Regions from separate parts of the Homo sapiens genome. Here region 1 is linked to region 2. Evidence: chromatin contacts called from ENCODE Hi-C or POLR2A ChIA-PET data. All regions are on one chromosome and are shown on one strand. The core of a region is the stretch at or near the end of the contact, and the rest is flanking DNA. Distances in the headings are between cores, read along the strand shown. Region 1 overlaps GOSR2 (golgi SNAP receptor complex member 2). Region 2 overlaps MYL4 (myosin light chain 4).

Evidence for each region. A loop is a pair of places that touch in the nucleus more often than their neighbours do. ChIA-PET counts read pairs that join two places held with the same protein, here RNA polymerase II (POLR2A). Pooled maps may share reads with other maps.
Region 1: a map of OCI-LY7 shows a loop between it and region 2 (2.2-fold over the local background). The contact joins two enhancer-like sites. A Hi-C loop is called at or near these places in 1 of 168 maps with a recorded cell type or tissue (OCI-LY7) and 8 of 50 pooled maps. POLR2A ChIA-PET finds 5 or more read pairs at or near these places in 2 of 52 experiments (B cell and H1).

The regions. Positions count from the first base shown.
Region 1 is chr17:46,935,361-46,942,240 of GRCh38, forward strand. GOSR2 (golgi SNAP receptor complex member 2) reads left to right here. Exons shown (of 6, transcript NM_004287.5): 6 at 3,239-6,660. The coding sequence ends at 3,400. It also overlaps a transcript of LRRC37A2 not described here. Among named protein-coding and RNA genes, the nearest start is that of GOSR2, 16 kb to the left of the region's middle. Within about 2 kb of position 5,616, at least 2 of the 41 ENCODE cell types and tissues checked have a DNase peak (open chromatin) inside an H3K27ac peak, as active enhancers do.
Region 2 is chr17:47,223,360-47,230,011 of GRCh38, forward strand. It overlaps MYL4 (myosin light chain 4), which reads left to right. Exons shown (of 7, transcript NM_002476.2): 7 at 150-320. Among named protein-coding and RNA genes, the nearest start is that of MYL4, 17 kb to the left of the region's middle. RefSeq lists enhancers at 2,044-2,338, 6,446-6,495. Within about 2 kb of position 2,197, at least 22 of the 41 ENCODE cell types and tissues checked have a DNase peak (open chromatin) inside an H3K27ac peak, as active enhancers do.

The DNA of each region.
Region 1 (6,880 bases), core at 4,366-6,865, 280 kb before region 2:
GCCAGTGCTTGAAACAAACCATGAAGTGGCCTCTCTTAGGATCCAGGTCTTTTCCCATTTACTGAACTTATCATGAAAGTGAGTGCTACTACGAGGGGTCCAATCACAGGCTGAGAAATTGTGTTACAGAATCTACTCTTGGAAGAATGAAGACGTGGCTGTCCTTTGGTACCTCGCTTTAAGGTGGCTTTCCCTTAGGACCCCTACTGTGGACTGCCTTATAACTAAAACCTTTTGTATTTTAGTAACTGAATCCCCACTGTGCAGTGTTAGGGCTGCCTGGTTGTTTGCAGTAGATTAGAGCTTTAGAAGCTTCTAGAGCTTCTAAAGCCCGTGCTGGTGATCCCAGCGACTCTTCACTCCCTAGCCTTAGGTATTCCTAGAAGCCCTGACCAGTTGGCACTGCTGAGACTCCAGCCCCTGGGAGTGGTTTACAGAAACATTACACAGACTCTGATGTCAGTCATGATGTTTCAGCCTCTGCCCTTTTCCTGTATCAACCCTGATGGATAATAGGGCGTGGGTTCTGTCTGTTATCAGGGTGTGGTCCCCTGTGAATGAAGCACTCCCAGCCACTGAGCTGTGAGAAACAGTCACTCGGAAGTGTGAGCTTTATCTTAGTTTTTGTTGGATCATGTTGAGTCTGTCAGCTCCACAGGACTTCAGTACGTTTCTGAACAGTCCCTGCCATCTCTACGGGGGAGAGGGTCAGGCAAGCTGCAAGTGACACTCACCTCCTGCTGACAGTTGCAGTGTCTCAGATGGCCTGGAAGGGTGGTCTCCAGCAGCCTGCTGGGCGCTCCCCTTTCATGAGAGCCACCTGCAGTGACCTGAACTGATACATGTTGATTAGTCTGCCCTTTCTTTAGAAAACTGCTACTCTCCTTTTCATATCTCAGAAAAACAGTAGAGGCCTTTTAGGACCAAACTCCATGTCACACTGATGAAGAGCCAGTGGGGGTTAGAGCGTCCTGTTAAGGCACATGCTAACTTCCCACTCAAGTCTGGCAGCGCTGGGGCATCAGCACACCTCTTGCCACCCACACTGATACCAGAGGGGAAGGCTGTGAGGTGGCTGGGGGTTGAGACTTGAGGTTTCTAACTTTCCTCTGCACACCTGTGGCTACCTGGTGTTTGTCTCTTGATTCCCTCCACCTGCCTCACACCCTGCCTCCGTCGGGATTTTCCACCTACACCATTCAAAAGGAACATAGGAGAGGGCATGAAGGGGCTAGGCTGAAGCACTCTGATGACTGGGGCCAATTTGTGGCTGAAAATGAATACATTTTTTGAAATTTATGGTCATTTTCAAGTGATTTAGAAGGTTGATCCTTAGCCTCATACAGTGATGAAATAATCTGTGTGTTCAGAGCCAAGCAGGACTTTAGCAAGAGTCTGATTGTATTGTCACTATCTCGGGGAAAAAAAAATACAAATACATTTCTCTGATCTCTGATGGCAATGAAGTTTGACTTGTAATTTCTCTGGCTGAGGCTTCTTAATTGCTTTCTGGGCAGAATGTAGATTTTGGATTCCTGTCCATGATGCCTAATGTTGATCTCACTTTCCTTGTTTCTCTCAGTTGCTCATTAATGTGTATTTATTAAAAAAAAAAAAAAAGGATATGGGGCATGAGGTTAGATGCCATGCATATAAGTTGCAGTGGGTGATATGTGCTGAGTGACTTGGGGTCTGCCCCGGCATTCACTTATACTTGTTTCTTACTAAGAAATTGAATGTGCTTTAAGCTGAAAATTAGAAAGCAGTAGGGAAGGACAGGCTGGATGGTTTGGGTTGTTGGTTTAGGAATAAAATGCCCTTTTGTTTTGGTGGTGGGTGATGCCATCTATAGAAGGGTTTTAGGTCATTGTGTTGGTGTCTTTCCGTCTTTCCCACTTGAGACCCTCTTGTAAATATGGACTTGACCCACCCATTGTACTCAGAAGAAACCTCAAAGATTGTACTCTACAAAGTAAATAGGTTGGTATCAATGATTATTGGAACTAGAGAGCCGAGGACAAGTTTTTTGATGTTGCCTTCTTTTTATAGTATAAAATATTCTAATTTTAAGTATTTTTGTTGAGATATAATTTACAGACAGTAAGGTATACAGATCATATTTTTACAATTCAGTGAATTTGGGCAATTGTATCAGCCTTTGTAACTCACACTCCCATCAAGGCCCGGACCATTTCACCTCTGAAAGATCCCTCGTACCCCTTCCCAGTCAGTTGACCCCTCTGCCCCAGGCAGCCACTGTTGTGATTTATTTCACCATAGATGAGGTTTTCTTGTTATTGAACTTCATATAAAGGTATTCATGCTACTCTTTTCTATGTGGCTTCTTCCTCCCAGTATGTTTCCAAGGTTCATTCATATTGTTACCTATTTAATTCCATGTTGGTAGTCAGGTACTTTTTATTGCAAAGCAGTATTCCATTGGTACAGGTTTACCATAGTTTGTTCATTCATCTTGTGATTAGTGACACCATTGTTTTCAGTATGTATTTATTTATGTATTTTTTGAGACAGGGCCTCCTTCTGCCACCCAGGCTGGAGTGCAGTGGTGTGATCTTGGCTTACTGCAGCCTCGAACTCCTGGGCTCAAGTGGTTCTGTCACCTTAGCCTCGCAAGTAGCTAGAACCACAGGTGCACACCACCACACCTGGCTAATTTTTTTTTGTAGAGAAGGGGTCTTCACTACGTGCCCAGGCTGATCTCGAAATCCTGGCCTCAAGTAATCCTCCCACCCACCCCTCCCAGAGTGCTGGGATTACAGGGATGAGTCCCTGCGCCTGGCCTGTTTGCAGTTTTTAGATATTCTCCTGTGTTTTTTTCTAGAAGCTTTAATTGTGGCTTTAGCTTTTATGTTTAATTCTATGAACCATCTCAAATTAATTTTTATGTATAATGTGAATTGAGGTTCAATTTTTACACACATATCTGTAAGAGAGATACATATATATAAAATACATACCTGTGATATTATATAGTCAGTCGTTCCAGCACCATTTGTGGAAAAGACTTTTCTTTCCACTTAGCGTTGCTCTGGTACCTTGATCAAAAATCAGTCGACGACATGAGAGTGGCTCTATTTCTGGCTGATATTGCTTTCTGTGTATTCTGGGCATGACCAAGAGAATGTCTGTTGGCAAAGCTCCATCTCCTGATGCCATTCACCCACTCTTGGTAAAGCGACTTGATGTTTGTTTTTTTTTCTGTTCTCTTCTGCCCCAGGGGACTCAGAAGAAGATCCTTGACATTGCCAACATGCTGGGCTTGTCCAACACAGTGATGCGGCTCATCGAGAAGCGGGCTTTCCAGGACAAGTACTTTATGATAGGTGGGATGCTGCTGACCTGTGTGGTCATGTTCCTCGTGGTGCAGTACCTGACATGAGCCAGCCACGCTCAGTGGCTGAACAGCATTCCCACAGCCTGCAAGTGTGTGTGTGTGTGAAAGAGAGAGGGGGGCCCAGAGGCCGCCTTTTGAAATGTTTGCCTGTCTGAACTGTGAAGACACTTGGGAGTGATTGTGGTCTAATTTCCAACCTGCTCTGTTTTCTGTGACATCTTGGAGGGGGAGCTAGTGCCACCACCATGCGCGGTGCTTAGGAAATGAAAGAAGTCCCGGGTCTGTCTCTCTCACTCTCGCTCTCACTGGGGGAGGGAAAGAATGGCTTTGGTGGCTTTGTTCACATAGCTGATGCGTGCCCTGGGAAGGTGTCCACAGTGAGCCCTGTGTGCAGGACTGTCCACACGGTTCACACCTTGTCACCATCAGGCCTTTCTGGCTCCTGATAGGGTGGAGCAAAAGTGGAAAGGAAAGGAAAGAGGCCTTTTCTCACAGCCATTATATTAAATAGTAGGTCGATTCACATCCTCGTGCTCCTGGCCACCCTCCCCTGTGCCTCAGTGACATGTAGATGACTGACTGCCAATACTTGTCACCATTCCCTGGAAGCAGCTACCTAGGGGAAACAAGATGTAGTGCTATTGCCGATAACAAGTAAGATTTTCCACACTACAGCTGGGTGTTTCTCTTTTCTAAAGTGAGGCCAGTGTTATTTCCCGGGAGTGTTCAGTCTTGACCCTAGTCACTGATTTTTTCTAGTTGTTAATAGAGTGGTTGGCTTTTAAGGTTCAGAGACTGTGGCTTGGCACCTGCGCCCAGGCTTTGTGGGCCTTTGCCCCTTAGAAAGTAGCTGTAGGCAAAGATTTGTGATTTTCCAATTACAGTCTCAGCTCTAGTTTTAGTATCTCTAATTCTTTGGTTCCCTTCTCTTCCCTGAAATATATTAGCACCTGCCAGCCAGGCCCTCATTTTGCCCAGCCAGTGTGGGCAGATCCCACCGTGGAGACATCTGTAGTGTGTATGTCCTTGTAACACTCTGTTTTCAGGGACTACAACCTTTTTCCTTCTGTGACCAGCCCCGGATTCAGGCTGTACTAATACCAGGTATATTGTGGAATTTAGTATAAAGGCCAATCTGTCCTGAAGTCCATCTAATGTGGTGAATCACTGAAAGTCTCAGAAAGACCTGGTTAGTGTATGTTCTCATTTACCACAGGCCTACCAGCCCTGGGCACAGCAGCTTCATGGCAAGACATAAAATGACACTCAAAATCCTTCAGATCTGGAAACCGGCTCAGTATTAACCCTACCTTTGGTTGTCCTGCCCTACCTGCTCTGTTAGTTTCTTGTTGCTTGAACTGTCTTCTGTCTTATTTCCCTTCCTTTCTGTGTTCCTCTTCACCTCTCTTGTTCCCCTCCCCGCTGCTCTGTAGTCATGTTGGTCCTTTCAGGCACCTCTGTGGCATAGCTCCCCTTTGGTAAGTTTTCTTAATTGTCATAGATTAACTGAGTTTCCTGGATGCTAATTTCACACTTTCGGTTGGAGGAGATCTCCATTGTTCCTACCCCTCCGGGCCAAATGGGCCCCAGGTTTCCAAGGAAGGAGCAATCTGTGACTCCTAAAATGGGTTGGGGCCCTGCCAGAGTTAAAGCAGTGACTGGAGGGTGGACTGGGGGGTTGCAGCATCTTTAGACCTAGATCTGTCTAACTCTGGGGAGGCACATTGACATTTCCATTACACACAGCACTGCTGCGGTGCCAGGGACCTAGCGCAGGACTTTTGGTAATCCATAAAATGGATTCTGAGACTGCGACGGCAAGGCTGTCCTGTCCCCCAGGCACCCAAGGATCCTGCCAGACAGCACACTTTGGAGGAAGGTCTGCAGGGAGCAGCTGAGCCATTTGTTCTTGAACTCTGGGAGGCAGAAGTCCCCGCACCCATCATGCGTGGACTGATAGGACATCTTTTCGTGGTGTGCACCAGTGCTTTCCACACTTGACAGTGGTTGGCTTTGATGAACCCTCATGCTGCACCTTCAGAGCCAGTCCTCTAGTTTGGAATAAAAATTGCAGAGGTGGTTTTTGGGTCTTTACCACCTGCGGCTGGTGGACAGCAGCCAGTGTGTCTGGACACCCAGGGGCATTGAGACTGCATGTTGTCACATGACCACTTCTCTTCACACATCTGCTTTCAGTGCCTGGTGAAAAATAGACCTTGGCCTAACAGTGTGACTCTCTCCACCGCCTCAGTGTAGGGAAGGGTCCAGGCCAGGGAAGGAGCACCCTCTAGTGGAGGCGGGGGTGAATTCTTAGGTCGAGCTGATGCAAGAAACTCCGGTAGCCAGCCTCTGTGACCTTGTACATGAGTTTGGTGTGCCTATTGTGATTTAAAACAGGTGGGTTATCAAGAGGAACTTGAGATCTCTTTATTACATGGACATTTACTTCAGGGGGACCACTGTAAGAAAAGCCAAACTCCAAGACCAAGTAAGTTAGAGGAGTCTTGATTTTTTAGACTTCACTGCGGAGTTCTGTACACCCTTTGCCCTGATGAATTTGAATGGGTTTGATTTGCAAATTTGGATTTACACCCATTGTTTTGGAAGCACATCAGCTGAATAAAGTTGAGGTTTATTTTATTTAGAAAATCACATTTTGTAAAAGAATTCGATATTCATTTTTATAACTAATGGCCCCCTTTTTTTATGTTTCTAGGCCAGAGATTCTCAAACACTGCTCCATGGCCAGGGGCTGGGCTGGCTGCTTCAGAAGCAGTGGGGAAGCTTTTTAAAATTACATATTCCTGGGGCCTACCCCAGATCTGAATTAGAACCTTTTTTAAATCTCTAAGGTGATTTTATTTTATTTTTTATTTTTGAGACAGTCTCGCTCTGTCACCCAGGCTGGAGTGCAGTGGCGCAATCTTGGCTCACTGCATCCTCTGCCTCCTGGGTTCAGGTGATCCTCATACCTCAGCCTCCTGAGTAGCTGGAACTACAAGTGTGTGCCACCATGTCTGGCTAATTTTTTTTTTTTTTTTGTATTTTTTAGTAGAGACAGGGTTTTACTATGTTGACCAGATTGGTCTTAAACTCCTGGCCTCAAGTGATCTGCCTGCTTCGGCCTCCCAAAGTTCTAGGGTTACAGGTGTTAGCCACTGTACCTGGCCTCTAAGGTGATTCTGATGTGTGTATTTTGGAACCACTGTCTCCTAGACAGAAAGCTTCTGTCTCAAAGATGATCACATTGGTGTAAAGAGCAAAACTTGTTAAGTCCAAAATAAATTCTTACTGTTTATATCCTACCTTAGTCCAAAAAAGATTTGAGGAGACTTTGAGGAAATAACTGAAACAGATACAAAGAAGTGAGGCACAAGAACAAATCAAGTCAGTGTAGAATGTCGACATCAGGACAAGGAACTCAAACGTTGTAACACCCTAAGAAATGTTTGGGGAACCCTAATTTGACTTTCAGCTCCAGTAGCCAAAGCAAAGAAAGAAACGTCATCTGTTACTGTCTCAACC
Region 2 (6,652 bases), core at 947-3,446:
CCAAGTGGAAGAGAAGGTCCCTGGCCTGTGCTCTTGACCCCGTTCTTCCTCACTTCTTTCCCTAGGTTTTCCCTGGGATCCCCCTGGGTGTGGTAAGGGGCTGGGTCTAGGAGGGTGAAATGCCCTTTCCTCCTAGCACTTTCTTTCAGGTGCCTGGCCCTTGGCTTTAGCCATACCAGGGTGAGTTAAAGAGAGGCCCCGGCTGGGTGAGCTGAGATGGAGTCCTCGACTTATCACCACACCACTGCCCCAAGGACCTTACAGGCCCTCCCTGTTAATAAACAGCTCTAACACGGCCAGGCTGGGCTCTGGGATTCTGACCAGTCTCTGTTTTGTTTGTTTTTTTAAAACTAATTAACGAATTGCATTGGTTTGCGTTGTGTGTGTGTGTGTGAGAGAGAGAGAGATAAAGTCACCTGAGGCCTCATGTGTGCTCAGAGAAATGAGTAGTATCTGGGAGCTAGGAGACAAGGACAAAAGCCTGTGGATCTAGAGATATTGGGGTCAGACCCAGGAGAGCAAGCTCTGGAAGGCCAGCAGCTTGAGGAGTTGTCACCTGGAGGAGTTTTATTCCCTTTGGGCTCACCCTCTACCTAATCACACCTCCAGATGGCAGGCAGAGAGGGGCCAGGCTGAGGCAGGGACTCCTCCTTTGGTCCTTGCTCTTGCTGCTTTTAAACAAAAATTGTTGTAAAATACACATAACATGAAATTTACCATCTTAACCATTTTTAAGCATACAAGTCAGTAGAGTGAGGTATATTCACATTGTTGTGTAACTGTATTAGTCTCTTTTCATGCTACTGATAAAGACATACCTGAAACTGGGAAGAAAAAGAGGTTTAATGGATTTACAGTTCCACATGGCTGGGGAGGCCTCACAATCATGGCGGAAGGCAAGGAGGAGCAAAGGCACATCTTACATGGATGGCGGCAGGCAAAGAGAGCTTGTGCAGGGAAATTCCCCTTTTAAAAACCATCAGATCTTGTGAGACTTATTCACTATCATGAGAACAGCATGGGAAAGTTACCTCCTACTGGGTCCCTCCCACAACACATGGGAATTCAAGATGAGATTTGAGTGGGGACACAGCCAAACCATATCAGTAATGAATCTCCAGAACCTTTTCATTTCCACCAGCAGAAACACTGTACTCAATAAATAACTCCCCATTCCCTCCTTCCCCCAGCCCCTGGCAATCAGCATTCTACTTTCCATTTCTATGAATTTGACCACCCTGGATAAGTGAAATCAGACAGTGTTTGTCTTTTGTGACCGGCTTATTTCACTTAGCACAATGTCCTCGTGTTCCTTTTTTAAGGCGGAATCATGTCCCATTGTATAGGTCAACCACGGTTTGGTTTGGTCCTCGCTTTTTTAGGTGCCTCTTCCTCTGAGTGCAAAGCTCCTGGTACCTGGTTCAGTCCTGCCTGTTCTGGACATCTCATTGACTCCAGACCCAGGATTCCAGCTCAGTGCCCTGGAAAGAGTCAGGGTCAGAGGTCAGGAACCTCAGGCTGAGAGAGGAGGAGAGTGGGGAGAGGCACGTGGAAAAGAGACGCCTGAAAACCAGCAATTGGGAAGAAGGAGCAAGATGATGTGAGGAAGTTAAACACACATGTATATGAGTAGAAATATTTATATGGGAGCACAGGGGTCCAGTCATCCCAGAAAGGGAGTCCTTACATCCCTGAGGACTCCCCAAGGTGAAATAAATCCTTCCCATGGCCTTTCTGTTGCCTAACTATCAATCATCCAGCCACAGAACTCTGTGAAACATCTAAGAATTCAGCCAAGGCTGCCTGCCTGTCATGGGAAGCTGAGAACCATGAGCCCAAGTTTGCTTTTCTTAGAATTTACAGTCTGGCTGGGGAGACAAGGCCAAGGTCTATATACATGCCCTTTGTTTCCCAGATTTTCTTTGAGGAAGGGTTTCAGCTTTGTGAGTGACTGGTTGAAACACAAAACCAGGGATCTTTATACGGTTGAGCAGGGGTTCATTGAATCCAGTGGTTCTCAAACTTTGGTTTAGACCCATAGCCTTTTGTTCGAACTAAATTTTATGGGGAAGTCAGTGCATGAAACTGAAGAGAACAGAGTTTCTCTGGCTGAGGAGGAGAGGGCTGGGTTCAGGCTTCTTGGAGCCTCTAACTAGGCTCCTTGGAGCAGAGCCAGTTCACCGATTAGTCAGACTTCCTAAGAGTCAAAATCAGGAAAACAGATCCTTAAATGGGAAGTGACTTAATCAAGGTCACAGCTAATGTTGACAAGGTCCCCTGAATTCTACATTGTTTCAATTTTCAACACACCATTTTCAACCTGCCTTTGAAATGTTTTCCAAGCTTGGCTCTTAGGACTCTTTTCCTTGTCCCTACCTCGCAGACTGCTCTTTTTGGCCTCACTTTCTGCTCCTTTTCTTTAAATCACACCCCCAGTTTGAAATGCCAACATTCTCCTTAGCACTGGGGCCTCGTCAGGTTTTCCTCCTTCCCTTCTTTTTTTTTTTTTTTTTTTTGGTTTTTTAACATTTATTTTAGGTTCAGGGGCACATGTGCAGGTTTGTTACATAGGTAAATTGCATGTCTCAGGGGTTTGGTGTACAGATTATTTCACCACCCAGGTAATATACATAGTACCTGATAGGTAGTTTTTTGATCCTCACCCTCCTCCCTCTCTTCTTTCTTTCTTCAGCAAGTATTTATTGCTCACTGTATTCACTTGTGAGGAACTGGAGTTAAGGTTCCCAGTGATTTGAAAACTGAAAGTGTTTTCCTTGCCCAAAGTAGCTTACTGTCCACTTAAGCAAGCACATAAGTATCCAGGGATAAATAGAGAATGATCCCCAAATAGCATAGGGATAACTCCATCTATGTAACATACAGTGTAAGTTTTAAGGAACCAATACAAGGAGGAACCAGAAAGAAGTGAGGCATTACAAATATTTTCTCTGGGAGAAGGGCTTTCAGTGAGACCTTAAAGGAAAAGGTGCCCCAAGGTTGGTGCTTAGCCCCAGGGAGAAGAAGAGCATGAACAGAGGTCATAGCTCACTTACTAATTCAACAGATGCCCATTGGGTACCTGCTGTGCACATGGCACTGGCATGAGCCTTGGGGATATACTGAACCACACAGACATGGCCCCTGTCCTCAAGGAGCTTTCAGTCTAGTGGGAAGACAGACATTAGTTATAATCATGTGACAACATCAGCCAACATTTATTGAACACAGTATTAATTAAGATTATATTTGGCTGTGCGTATGGACACCAAAACACAGTGGCTTAAGAGACATGGAAGTGCGTTTCTTCCTCCCATTACAATCCAGAGATTGGCAGTCCCTGGCTGGCACAGCCGGCATGCTCCACAGTCCTCAGGGACCCAAGTTCTTTTATCGTATGGTGTCTCAGTGTGTGACCTCTACACATGGTCTAAGATGCTGCTCCGGCTCAGCCATCACTTCCACTGAGAGAATAGTTCAGGAAGCATTTTATTTTCTTTTCTCTCTCTTTTTTTTGAAATGGAGTCTCACTCTGTGATCCAGGCTGGAGTGCAGTGGCACGATCTCAGCTCACTGCAACCTCCACCTCCCAGGTTCAAGCGATTCTCCTGCCTCAGCCTCCCGAGTAGCTGAGATTACAGGTGCGCGCCACCACACCCAGCTAATTTTTTGTATTTTTAGTAGAGATGGGGTTTCACCATGTTGGCCAGGCTGGTCTCAAACTCCTGACCTCAGGTGATCCACCTGCCTTGGCCTCCCAAAGTGCTGGGATTACAGGTGTGAGCCACCGCGCCCAGCCGGGAAGCATTTTCTACTTCACAAACCTCCTTGGGAACCAGTGCAACTTATTTGCTGCCTCCATGGTGTTGGGCTTGTTTATCTGAAGACAGAAGAGACTCTTGTCCTCCTAGTCATCCCTTCCCCAACCCTGTACTTTGCCCGGCCCATAACTAAGGTTTGGCACTTGCCCCTCCTGGGAAGAGGTATGCATAAAAAGTGACTAAATAAAGTTCACGATTTTCTTCAACTAGACTGACTTCCACTATTTCGAACCCAGATCCAGACCATGTACAGTTGACCCTTGAACAACATAGGCTTGAACTGTGTGGATCCATTTATATACAGACACTTTTCAATAAAATTTACACTGAATGTGCCTGTCCCTCCTGCCTCTCCTTTCACCTCCACCTCCTCTTCCACCTCTGCCACCCTAGGACCGCAAGACCAACCCTTCCTCCTCCTCAGCCTACTCAACCTGAAGACAAGGAAGATGAAGGCCTTGAAGATTATCCACTTCCACTTACTAGTAAATATATTTTCTTTTCCTTATGATTTTCTTAATTTTTTTCTCCAACTTACTTTATTATAAGAATACAGTCTATAATATATAGATACAAAATATGTTAAATTTTTATGCTTTTCGTAAGGCTTCCAGTCAACAGTAGGCCATTAGTAGTTAAGTTTTTGGGGAATCAAAAGTTATATGCACATTTTGATTGCACGTGGGTTGGTGCCTCCAACCTCTACGTTGTTCATGGGTCAACCATAATTTATGGAAATAGGACTGAGCCCACTGGGGGCCCTTCCACCACCCTGAGGGGTTCCTGACTGAGGGCCTGAGAAGGTGGCATCTCAGGCAGGATGAGTGTGAGTAAGTGGGCCAGAAGGAGGAGGGGAAAGGTGTCCCAGCTCGGGGGAAGATTTAAGGGGGGCTCTGGCCTGGAGCCAGCAATGGCACCATCCTGAAGGGATGATGACACATGAGGGGACACAGGGAAGCTGCTTCTGTGGAAAGAGAGTATGACTGTGTGTTCCCCAAAGGCCAGGCTTTCTGCTCCCTGTGGACAGATGCTGGGGAGAAAGTTGCCCAGAAAGTTATCAGAGGATGGGTATCTTCATGGAAACTTCCCACTGTCAGAGGAACGAACAGCCAGTGACCTTCAGGAGGGAGGTGGGAAAGGAGCAGAGGGGGAGAGGGTATTCAGGGGCCTTCTGTAAGTCTCCTCCCTGTCCACTGCCACAGGCCCCTGACAGAGGCCAGAGCCTCTACTACCCCGCGGAGAGAAAATGAGCAAAGCGGTCACTAGAGCTAAGATGATGATCATATGAGGTCCCCTGATGTCAAAGGTGAATTTCAGAGAGATGATAATAAAGAGCATCATCAACTTACTGAGCACCTACTATGTGCTGGCACTGTGCTAAGCACTTCTATCATTCTGTCATAGCAGTTTAGGAGTTTATGTATTTATTAATTAAAAACATTTATTAATTTAATTATTAATTTAAAAATACATAGGAAGAATAATAACAACAAACTCGACTCATAATTTTTCTAGTTTCCCCTCTCCAGTTAAAGATGGTAGCATGGGCTGGGCACAGTGGCTCATGCCTGTAATCCCAGCACTTTGGGAGGCTGATGTGGACAGATCACCTGAGGTCAGGAGTTCAAGACCAGCTTGGCCAACATGGTGAAACGCTGTTTCTACTAAAAATACAAAAATTAGCTGGGCGTGGTGTTGGATGCCTGTAATCCCAGCTACTCGGGAGGCTGAGGCAGGAGAATCACTTGAACCCGGGAGGTGGAGGTTGCAGTGAGCCAAGATCGCACCACTGTACTCCAGCCTGGACAACAGAGTGAGACTCCATCTTAAAAAAAAAAAAAAAAAGAAGTCCGGGCGCGGTGGCTTACACTTGTAATTCCAGCATTTTGGGAGGCCGAGGCAGGCGGATCACAAGGTCAGGAGTTCGAGACCAGCCTGGCAAACATGGTGAGATTAGCCAGGCGCGGTGGCAGATGCCTGTAATCCCAGCTACCTGGGAGGCTGAGGCAGGAGAATTGCTTAAACCTGGGAGGCGGAGGTTGCAGTGAGCTGAGATCGCGCCACTGCACTCCAGCCTGTGTGACAGAGCAAGACTCCGTCTAGGGGGTGGGGCTGGTCGTGGGGGGTGGGGGGTGGTGAGAAAAAGACAAAAGAAAAAAGATGGTAGCATGGCATATTTATATTCCTGAAACACTGTTTTAATCAAATTTCTTCCCTAATTAGGACTTAAAAGAGCTCCTATCCCCTACTGGGTCATTTCCAAACCTTTCTATTTAACTTCTAAGGCCTTCCTTTATTTGCCCCAAATCTGCTAGAGGCATCACTGGCTGAAGCCAGCTGATCTTTCTTTCTGTTAGCTCCCCAGTGCTGCTTCCCTCTCCCCTTCTCTCCTCACCCCAGGACCTCTTGATTCATCTTGTTTCTCTCTCCTGATACGTGCCCCATTCTGTTCATCCACCTTATTCCCACCCTTCAATACGCAAGTCAGGCTCACCTCTTCCCTAGAGATTTTCCCATCTGTATTAATTAGTGATGGTCACAATTTAGTCTCCCTAACACAGTCGCCAGACTGGAACTGTAGAGCTACAGGAGACCCTGCAGACTTCTAGTAGACTGTAATCACCTGAGGGCCACGGTTAGCAGAGTGTCATCACGCGTTTGGCATCCTAAACAAACTCCGTTGACCAGGGCTTTTAGGGAAAACGGTGTTGGAGATGGCTGGTGGCGCAATACCTACCTTCCACCACTAGATGACAAACTTGCAACAGCGTGCTTCCAACAGGACGCCCACGTTTGACACGTTCCTGAGACGCTGGAGAAAACCGATTGCCAGC